Regions from separate parts of the Homo sapiens genome. Here region 2 is linked to region 1. A link is an interaction called in ENCODE POLR2A ChIA-PET data of the cell type or tissue named here. Cell type or tissue: HepG2. All regions are shown on one strand. Each heading gives the region's core, and the rest is flanking DNA. Links, peaks and the distances in the headings are about the cores only. Region 1 has its middle 18 kb from the start of C1orf53. Region 2 overlaps DENND1B (DENN domain containing 1B).

Region 1 (4,405 bases), core at 105-4,104:
ATTACTTTATGACTTTTGAGTTAGGGGAATTTTTTTCAAACAAGATATAAAAAGCACAATACATAAAGAAAATGATAGATAAATTTGACTAAAGTAAAATTAAACTTCTGTTCTTCAAAATACACCATAAAAGTAAAGAGGCAGGCCACAAACTGGGAGAAAATATTTGTAACATATAACTGACAAAAGATTATTGTCCAGAAATATAATAAACTCATACAAACTGGTAAGAACAATACAAATTAATAAAATGTCAAAAGACATGAACAGTTATTTCAAGAAAATAAAACATAAATGTCTAATAAAAGTATGAAAAAATGCTGAGACTAAATTCCTTAGGACAATTCAAATTAATACCACAATTAGTTATTATTTTATACCAACAGATTGTAAAAAAAAAAAGTCTGAGAATATTGAGTATTGCCTAGAGAATGGAACAAAGGAAACAGTTATACTCTGTGGGTAGGAGTATAAATTGGCACAAGTATTTTGGAAAACAACTTGGAACTCTAATAAAGGCAAAGATGTGTATATCTTATAACCAATAATTTCACTTTTGACAATATATCTGCTGTGTTTCCCCCAAATTCATATGTTGAAACATAATCTCCAATGTGATAGTATTAAGCGTACGGCATTTGGGAAGTGATTAGGTCATGAGGGCTCCACCTTCATGAATGGTGTTAGTGCTCTTATGTAAGAGGTTTGAGAACTGCCCTTCCACCATGTGAGGACACATAGAAGACACCATCTATGAACCAGAGAGCCCTCACCAGACACTGAATCTGCTGGTGCCTTGATTTTGGACTTTCCAGCCTCCAGAACTGTCAGCAATACATTTCCGTTGTTTATACATTACCCAGTCTAAGGTATTTTGTTATAGCAGCTAGAGAAGACTAAGAAAATATCATAAATATGTGTCTGCAAACTTGTAGAAGATTGTTCCTAAGAGCATAGTTTGTAAACAAAAACCTGTAGACCATGAAAATGTCATCCAGCAATGTGATTCTGGACAGCAATGAAAGCAAATGAACTGCAGCTACACAAATCAACATGATAGAATCTCACAAACATAATATTGATGAAAAAAGTTTTGAAGAATATGTACATGCAAAATCATTTATATAAAGTTCAAAAAACATGCAAACATCAAACTTATTTACCTATGAACATATGTTTCAAAAATTATAAAGAGAAATGGGAGCATTCATAGTATGAAAATGCTTGGTTAACAGTCAATATCCCTCAATCACTGGTGTTCAGAAATCTGGTAAGATGCAACACAGCGTGATTTTACAACTGTCTCTTTAAGCGTTCATATGACTTGGCTCTGTGTCCCCACCCAAATCTCATCTTGCACTGTAATTCCCATTGTTGGGAGGGACCTGATAGGAGGTGATTAAATCATGGGGGCAGATTTTCCCCTTGCCATTCTTCTGATAGTGAGTAAGTTCTCATGAGATCTAGTGCTTGAAAGTTTGTAGTAGCACTTCCCGCTTTTCACTCTAGCTCTTTCTCTCCTGCTCCACCATTGTAAGATGTGCTTTCTTCCTCTTCACTTTCTGCCATGATTGTAATTTTCCTGAGGCTTCCCAGCCATGCTTCCTTTATAGCTTGCCAAACTGTGAGTCAACTAAACATTTTTCTTTATAAATTACCCAGTCTCAGGTAGTTCTTTATAGCAGTGTGAGAACGGATTAATACAAGCATTTTGAAAGCCAGTTTCTCCAATTATTAAAAGTTTTTGGAGGCTGGCAAGATGGATGAATAGGAACAGCTCCAGTCTGCAGCTCCCAGCAAGATCAATGCAGAAGGCGGGTGATTTCTGCATTTCCAACTGAGGTAACCGGTTCATGTCATTAGGACTGATTGGACAGTAGGTGCAGCCCATGGAAGGTGAGCCAAAGCAGGGTGGGGTGTCATCTCACATGGGAAGTGCAAGGGGTCAAGGGACTTCCCTCCCCTAGTCAAGGGAAGCCGTGAGAGACTGTACCGGGAGGAATGGTGCACTCTGGCCCAGAGACTGCACTTTTCCCAGGGTCTTCACAACTGGCAGACCAGGAGATTCCCTCTGATGCCTACACCACCCAGGGCCCTGGGTTTCAACCACAAAACTGGGTGGCCATTCAGGCAGACACTGAACTAGCTGCAGGAGTTTATTTTTCATACCCTAGTGGCACCTGGCGCCAGCGAGACAGAACCATTCACTCCCCTGGAAAGGGGGCTGAAGCCAGGGAGCCAAGTGGTCTGGCTCAGCGGTCACCACCCCCATGGAGTCCAGCAAGCTAAGATCCACCGGCTTGAAATTCTCATGGCCAGAACAACAGTGTGAGCTTGACCTGGGACGTTTGAACTTGGTGGGGGGAAGGGCATCTGCCATTGCCAAGTCTTGAGTAGGCGGTTTTCCCCTCACAGTGTAAACAAAGCTGCCTGGAAGTTTGAACTGGGAGGAGCCCACTGCAGCTCAGCAAGGCCGCTGTGGCCAGACTGCCTCTCTAGACTCCTCCTCTCTGGGCAGGGCATATCTGAAAAAAGGCAGCAGCCCCAGTCAGGGACTTATAGATAAAACCTCCATGGGACAGAGCACCTGGGGGAAGGGGTGGCTATGGGCACAGTTTCAGCAGACATGAACGTCCCTGCCTGACATCTCTGAATACAGCAGCGGATCTCCCAGTGCAGCATTCGAGCTCTGATAAGGGAAGAATCCCTCCTCGAGTGGGTCCCTGACCCCCGTGCCTCCTGACGGGGAGACACCTCCCATCAGGGGTTGACAGATACCTCATACAGGAGAGCTCTGGCTGGCATCTGGTGGGTGACCCTCTGGGGCAAAACTTCCAGAGGAAGGGACAGGCAACAATCTTTGCTGTTCTGTAGCTTCCGCTGGTGATATCCGGGCAAACGGTCTGGCGTGGACCTCCAGCAAACTCCAGTAGACCTGCAGCAGAGAGGCCTGACTGTTAGAAGGAAAACTGACAAACAGAAAGGAATAGTATCAACATCAACAAAAAGGATGTCCACTCAGAGACCCTATCCGAAGGTCACCAACATCAAAGGCCAAAGGTAGATATATTCATGAAGATGGGGAGAAACCAGCACAAAAAGGCTGAAAATTCCAAAAACTAGAATGCCTCTTCTCCTCCAAAGGATCACAGCCCCTCGCCAACAAGAGAACTGGATGGAGAATGAGTTTGATGAACTGACAGAAGTAGGCTTCAGAAGATGGGTAATAAACTCCACCAAGATAAAGGAGCATGTTCTATCCGAATGCAAGGAAGTTAAGAATCTTGAAAAAAGGTTAGAGGAATTGCTAACTAGAATAACCAGTTTAGAGAAAAACATACATGACCTGATGGAGCTGAAAAACACAGCACAAGAACTTCATGAGGCATACATAAGTATCAATAGCTGAATCGACCAAGTGGAAGAAAGGATATCAGAGATTGAAGATCAACTCAAGGAAATAAAGTGAGAAGACAAGATTAGAGAAAAAAGAGTGAAAAGAAATGAACAAAGCCTCCAAGAAATATGGGACTATGTGAAAAGACCAAATCTACATTTGATTGATGTACCTGAAAGTGATGAGGAGAATGGAATCAAGGTGGAAAACACTCTTCAGGATATTATCCACAACTTCCCCAACCTAGCAAGGCAGGCCAACATTCAAATTCGGGAAATACAGAGAACACCACAAAGACACTACTCAAGAAGAGCAACCCCAAGACATATAATCGTCAGATTCACTAAGGTTGAAATGAAGGAAAAAATGTTAAGGGCAGCCAGAGAGAAAGGTCAGGTTACTCACAAAGGGAAGTCCATCAGACTAACAGCAGATCTCTCAGCAGAAACCCTACAAGACAGAAGAGAGAGGGGGACTCCTAAAGGAAGCACTAAACATGGAAAGGAACAACTGGTACAAGCCACTGCAAAAACATAAAAATTGTAAAGACCATTGACACTATGAAAAAATGGCATGAACTAGTGGGCAAAATAACGAGCTAGCATCATAATGACAGGAACAATTTCACACATAACAATATTAATGTTAAATGTAAATAGGCTAAATGCCCCAATTAAAAGACACAGACTGGCAAATTGGATAAAGAGTTAAGACCCATTGGTGTGCTGTATTCGGGAGACCCATCTCATGTGCAAAGACACACATAGGCTCAAAATAAAGGGATGGAAGAATATTTACAAAGCAAATTGAAAGTAAAAAAAAAAATGCAGGGGTTGCAATCCTAGTCTCTGATAAAACAGACTTTAAACCAACAAAGATCAAAAGAGACAAACAAAGGCATTACATAATGGTAAAAGGATCAATGCAACAAGAAGAGCTAACTATCCTAAATATAAATGCACACAATACAGGAGCACCCGGATTCATAAAGCAAGTTCTTAGAGACCT
Region 2 (4,405 bases), core at 108-4,107, 260 kb after region 1:
TGCTTTCTTAGGGAATATAAATCTGCCCCTCAGTAACTCATTTAACCCTGCAGTAACTCCTATAACTCTAGCTGAAGTGTAGGATTTCTACAAAAGAATGAGGCACAATCTAGATAGGTGATACAGAGGCTAGAATAGTGTGAGTAGCAATGTGTCTATATGATACCTTTACCTGTAAGGCATGCTAGTTAAAATTGTGCTATTTTTCATAGTGGTGATTATACTAGATGGATTGTCTTTCTGCTGTGTCCATGGGAATCTGATAAATGTCTTTTTCTCCTCCCTCAAAATACATGCCTATTTAATTGCTTAAAACAATTCTAGTTTTATTAATAGACTGATTTCTTCTAATAAATATAGTTTAAGAAGAAGGAACAAATCAGATTTTGTATCACAAAGCAGGACAACTTTGGTTCAGTTTCAAACTTAGGTGTACTCATAGACATAAGTTGAGATGATAACTTGTAGAATTTGTATCAATGATCTTATCCTTTTAACATTTTCTGGGAGAGTCTGTTTTATTAGTTACCTGCTGTAGTTACAGTCTGTGTTGCCTGAGGAAAGTTTTGTAAATCAGATCTCTGTCTATCATAGATTTCTCATACAAAGGTCAATGGCTCTTGTTTGATTGTCCGGTCCAAAGATGCATTCTCTATTATACAATTAGTATAAAACACAATATTTTCAGTCAGTGGATGCTATTCAAAGCCTCATAATGATGATAATTTAAAATCTTTGTATATTGAAGGCAGTTTGAAATAGTGGTTACTATACTTTGGATCTAGCCTGCCTCCAGTTGTATCCTGGCTTTGCTGTTGATAAGCTCTGTGATCGTGGGCAGTTGGTTGAACTTTGTCTTAGTGCCTTGATCTGATAAGTAGAAGTAATGATAATAGTACTTGATGAGGTTGTTGTGAGGATTAGGTATGAGTAGTTCAAGTACTCATAACAGTTCTTGGCACATGGTAAACATTATGTAAACATTTGTTGTTGCTATTATTTTCAATGGCACTACCTATGTTTAGACCTGGTGACCTGGGACCAGAAGTTTCAAATGCCTTTGTTCTATGACTGAGTTAACTGTTGCAGACCTTTGCTGTCAGGTTTCTCTGTCTGGTTTCACAGGCATTAGTTCTTGTCCCTTCTCATGATTCCCATATATACTTATGTTGTAATTGAAGTCCATAGTAAATCAGTATTACCAATGTTTCTATTTTGCATTAGTCAGCTCTTTGGAACTGTATTAGTTCAATATATTGGGTATGCTTTATGAAAATATATGTGCATTTTAAATATCATATGTCACATAAAGATAAGAAATTTTTTTCCATAAACCTTTATTTGGTAAATTCATTTTTATCTGAAAATTATAACAGTGTATTATTCAGTTTCAGGGTATAATGCCAGAGATATGTTTGAACTGAAACATGGAAATTCTTCCCTTTACCCTTTTCTCTGCTTTCGTGAGGAACAATTGTGGTATTAAAGAAGCAACTGACGATATTAGAAAAGCAATGTGGAGTCTTGGCCCTGTCACTAATCAGACATATGATACTTGGGTAATTCTAGCCCAAAGAAAGACTATATGATATTTCATTTTTCTTTAAGCTTAAAGATTCAATATATCATAAATAATGTTAAATTAATAAGATTCTTCTTACTTGGCTTATTAAATTGTTCTCATTTCTTTGTAGTACTTTATATTGCAAACCAAACTTCTAAAATATGTAGTTTATTTTCCTTTAATTTGTGTATTCTCAAAATGTTCCAGGTAAATAGTTTATTATGATAGCACTCTCTTCAGAGGTATGTAAAAATGTCATCCAGAATAATATTTAGAGTCTTTGCCATGTCCTAGAAGGCTCTATTTTCCTTTAATTTGTATATTTTTCTTTAATTTGTATATTCTCAAATGTTCCAGGTAAATAGTTTATTATGATAGCACTCTCTTCAGAGGTATGTAAAAATGTCATCGAGAATAATATTTAGAGTCTTTGCCGTGTCCTAGAAGGCTCTCCATCATTGATTCTGCTTCTCTATCTGACCTCATCTCCTGCCATTCTCCCACTTCCTCCAGTCTGATCTCACTGACTTCCCCATTGCTCTGTGAAGATGCCAAGCATGTTCTCACCTGGGACTTCTGAATGCCTCGTTTAATTTACCTGGAATGCTCTTCTTCCCAAATCCACGAGTTTACTCTCTCCCTTCAGTTAGGTTTCAGTTCATATGTCACCACGTTAGAGTTCTTCTGTAATCCTCCTATCTAAAATAGCTCCCCACCCCCATCACTCCCTACTTTAGGTTTCTTTATAGATCTAATCTCTGACAATATTTATTTTACTTGTTTATTGTTTGCTTTCTCCACTAACACATAAGCTCCATAGAAACGGGGACTTTGTTCTGTTTAGTACTGTGTCCCTGTTGCCTCATAGGGATTTCGATTGCATATAGCAGGCACTCAAAATTTTTGTTGAATTAAGCAAAAAAATTATTATAATATTTTCAGTTGCATAATTACCTTATGGACTTTAGAGCACCTACTTTATTAAAGCACTTTAAAGCACTTAAACTTTTAGATATATTTTGAAAGTGGATCTGAATTATAGTCCAGTCATAGTATTCCGTTAGCCACCAGGGTAGAAGAAATCTCAATACATAAGAATATAAAAAAGATAGAATTCATCTGATCTAAAAATAAAGAATGTTTGATCTATGAGAGAAAATACTTACAGATCATCTAGCATAGAGTTCTTATTTTAAAGATCAGAAAACTGAGACATGGTTATATTTGTAGATGTGCCAGAGATCACATGGCTTGTTGGTGGCAGAGCCCTAATTTTGTGTCTGTAATATACATGTTATGATTTTATGCAATTTACATATGAATGTGTTACATTTTCTAGTAAATTTGTTTTATTTTATTTACTTGCAACTTTGCTATCATCTGTAAAAGAATATGCCATAATAGTATTTTCTCATTTTTTTTTAAGTTTCACAGCTCTTGCATGCTACTAGGTGAATATGGAGGATTATCTTTGGGATGCTTCCGTCTTCTTTGGAAATCTCCATTTAGGTGTCTCATGGTTAACAGAATAAATATTTGCCAAAGCAGATTCCTTATAATTCTACTTAAACCTGACACTTTTGCTATATTACCTTTAATAATTCATTCTGGTTGCTTAGTTCCAGAACTGTGGTTGGGAAGGAGTTGTCATATATTTTTTCCTCTCCTTGTCACCTATACCCCACATCCAGAAAGTTGCCAAGTCCTGTAGACTCGGTTCTCTTCTGGTAGATCTTGATTAGCAGGCATAACCCTCTACCAGATGCTGGCCATTGCAGAAATTTTGTGACTCTGCATATAATTACAGAAACCATCCTCTAAGAAATCAGTCAAATTCATCAGATAATGTTGAATTTTGTTAGCGAATAACTAATAAAACTTCATTTAAGGATGACCAGTAAGGAGGCAGGGAAAGTATTTACATGGCATTTAGTAGAGTGCTTTGGACTCTGGGTATGCCCAGTGAAATAAATTGCCCAGTGAAATAAAGTGAGGTATTAAATATAATACCTCACATTAAGAACGTGTTTTTCCTCTTGCTACAGTTTTTATTTGCTCAGTAACAAAAAAAGAACACTCTCTCTTTTTTGTTGTTTTTAAGGCTTTAAATGAGCTGTTTAAAAAGTCATCTGTGTGCAGATTGAGAAATTGAATAATTAGCTGCCTTTCAACGCTTCATAAGCTCTTTTAGCCCATCAGGTTAAAAAGGGGGTGGAAAGAGTTAATACAGTCTTAAAGAGGCCTAATTTACAACTAAGGAGTACCTGAGAGCTCTTGGAGAATTTGACACAATGAGTTAGATCAACCCCATTTTCATTTCCCTCTAGCTGCAGTTTGTAACATAAATAAATCCATGGTCTATAATTGTTAAATGGAAGTATTTGAATGCCTCCTAGTGGCATATTGTAGGCTCTAATTAAGGAATTTAAAAAGTAATACTTATTGAAGGAATACTATCATAACCTATTAAAGCTTGTAAGTACAAGGTAGTAAAATCCTTTAATGATAACATCCTAAGTGAAATCAAAATACATTATTTGCCATACAAAACTGATTAAAAACATGACTGGAAAAAATATAATACATATGGCAAAGATGCATATACTTTGAATAAAAATTTTTGGTTTTGGTTCAAATCGAGTTATTTTAATTTACTTTATGTAATGGATCTATTTTGCACTTAAACATAGACAAATGTGGCTAATAATAGGATTTGGATAGCTTTGTGTACATTCATTTTTTTAAATTAATTGTGCTTATCACTTAGTTTCTTTAAATATCTTTGTATAATAATAGAGAAAACGGTTTATAGAAAGTCTGGTTCATTTTCAGATTTTTTTT

The links. ChIA-PET counts read pairs that join two places held together with the same protein. Peaks named below come from ENCODE experiments on the same cell type or tissue, not always from the same donor. Only the 100,000 strongest peaks of a DNase experiment are listed, where the experiment ranks them.
Region 2: POLR2A ChIA-PET joins it to region 1 with 7 read pairs; 2 of 35 experiments call an interaction of 5 or more read pairs at or near these places.

Annotation. Positions count from the first base shown.
Region 1 is chr1:197,882,325-197,886,729 of GRCh38, reverse strand. No RefSeq gene overlaps it. Among named protein-coding and RNA genes, the nearest start is that of C1orf53, 18 kb to the left of the region's middle. In HepG2, for the core only: no CTCF peak of the experiment used is centred there; a DNase peak (open chromatin) is centred at 2,419.
Region 2 is chr1:197,618,778-197,623,182 of GRCh38, reverse strand. The region is part of intron 10 of DENND1B (DENN domain containing 1B); the gene reads left to right. Among named protein-coding and RNA genes, the nearest start is that of DENND1B, 150 kb to the left of the region's middle. In HepG2, for the core only: a CTCF peak has its summit at 3,946 (motif pointing left); a DNase peak (open chromatin) is centred at 2,292; H3K4me3 peaks cover 373 bases.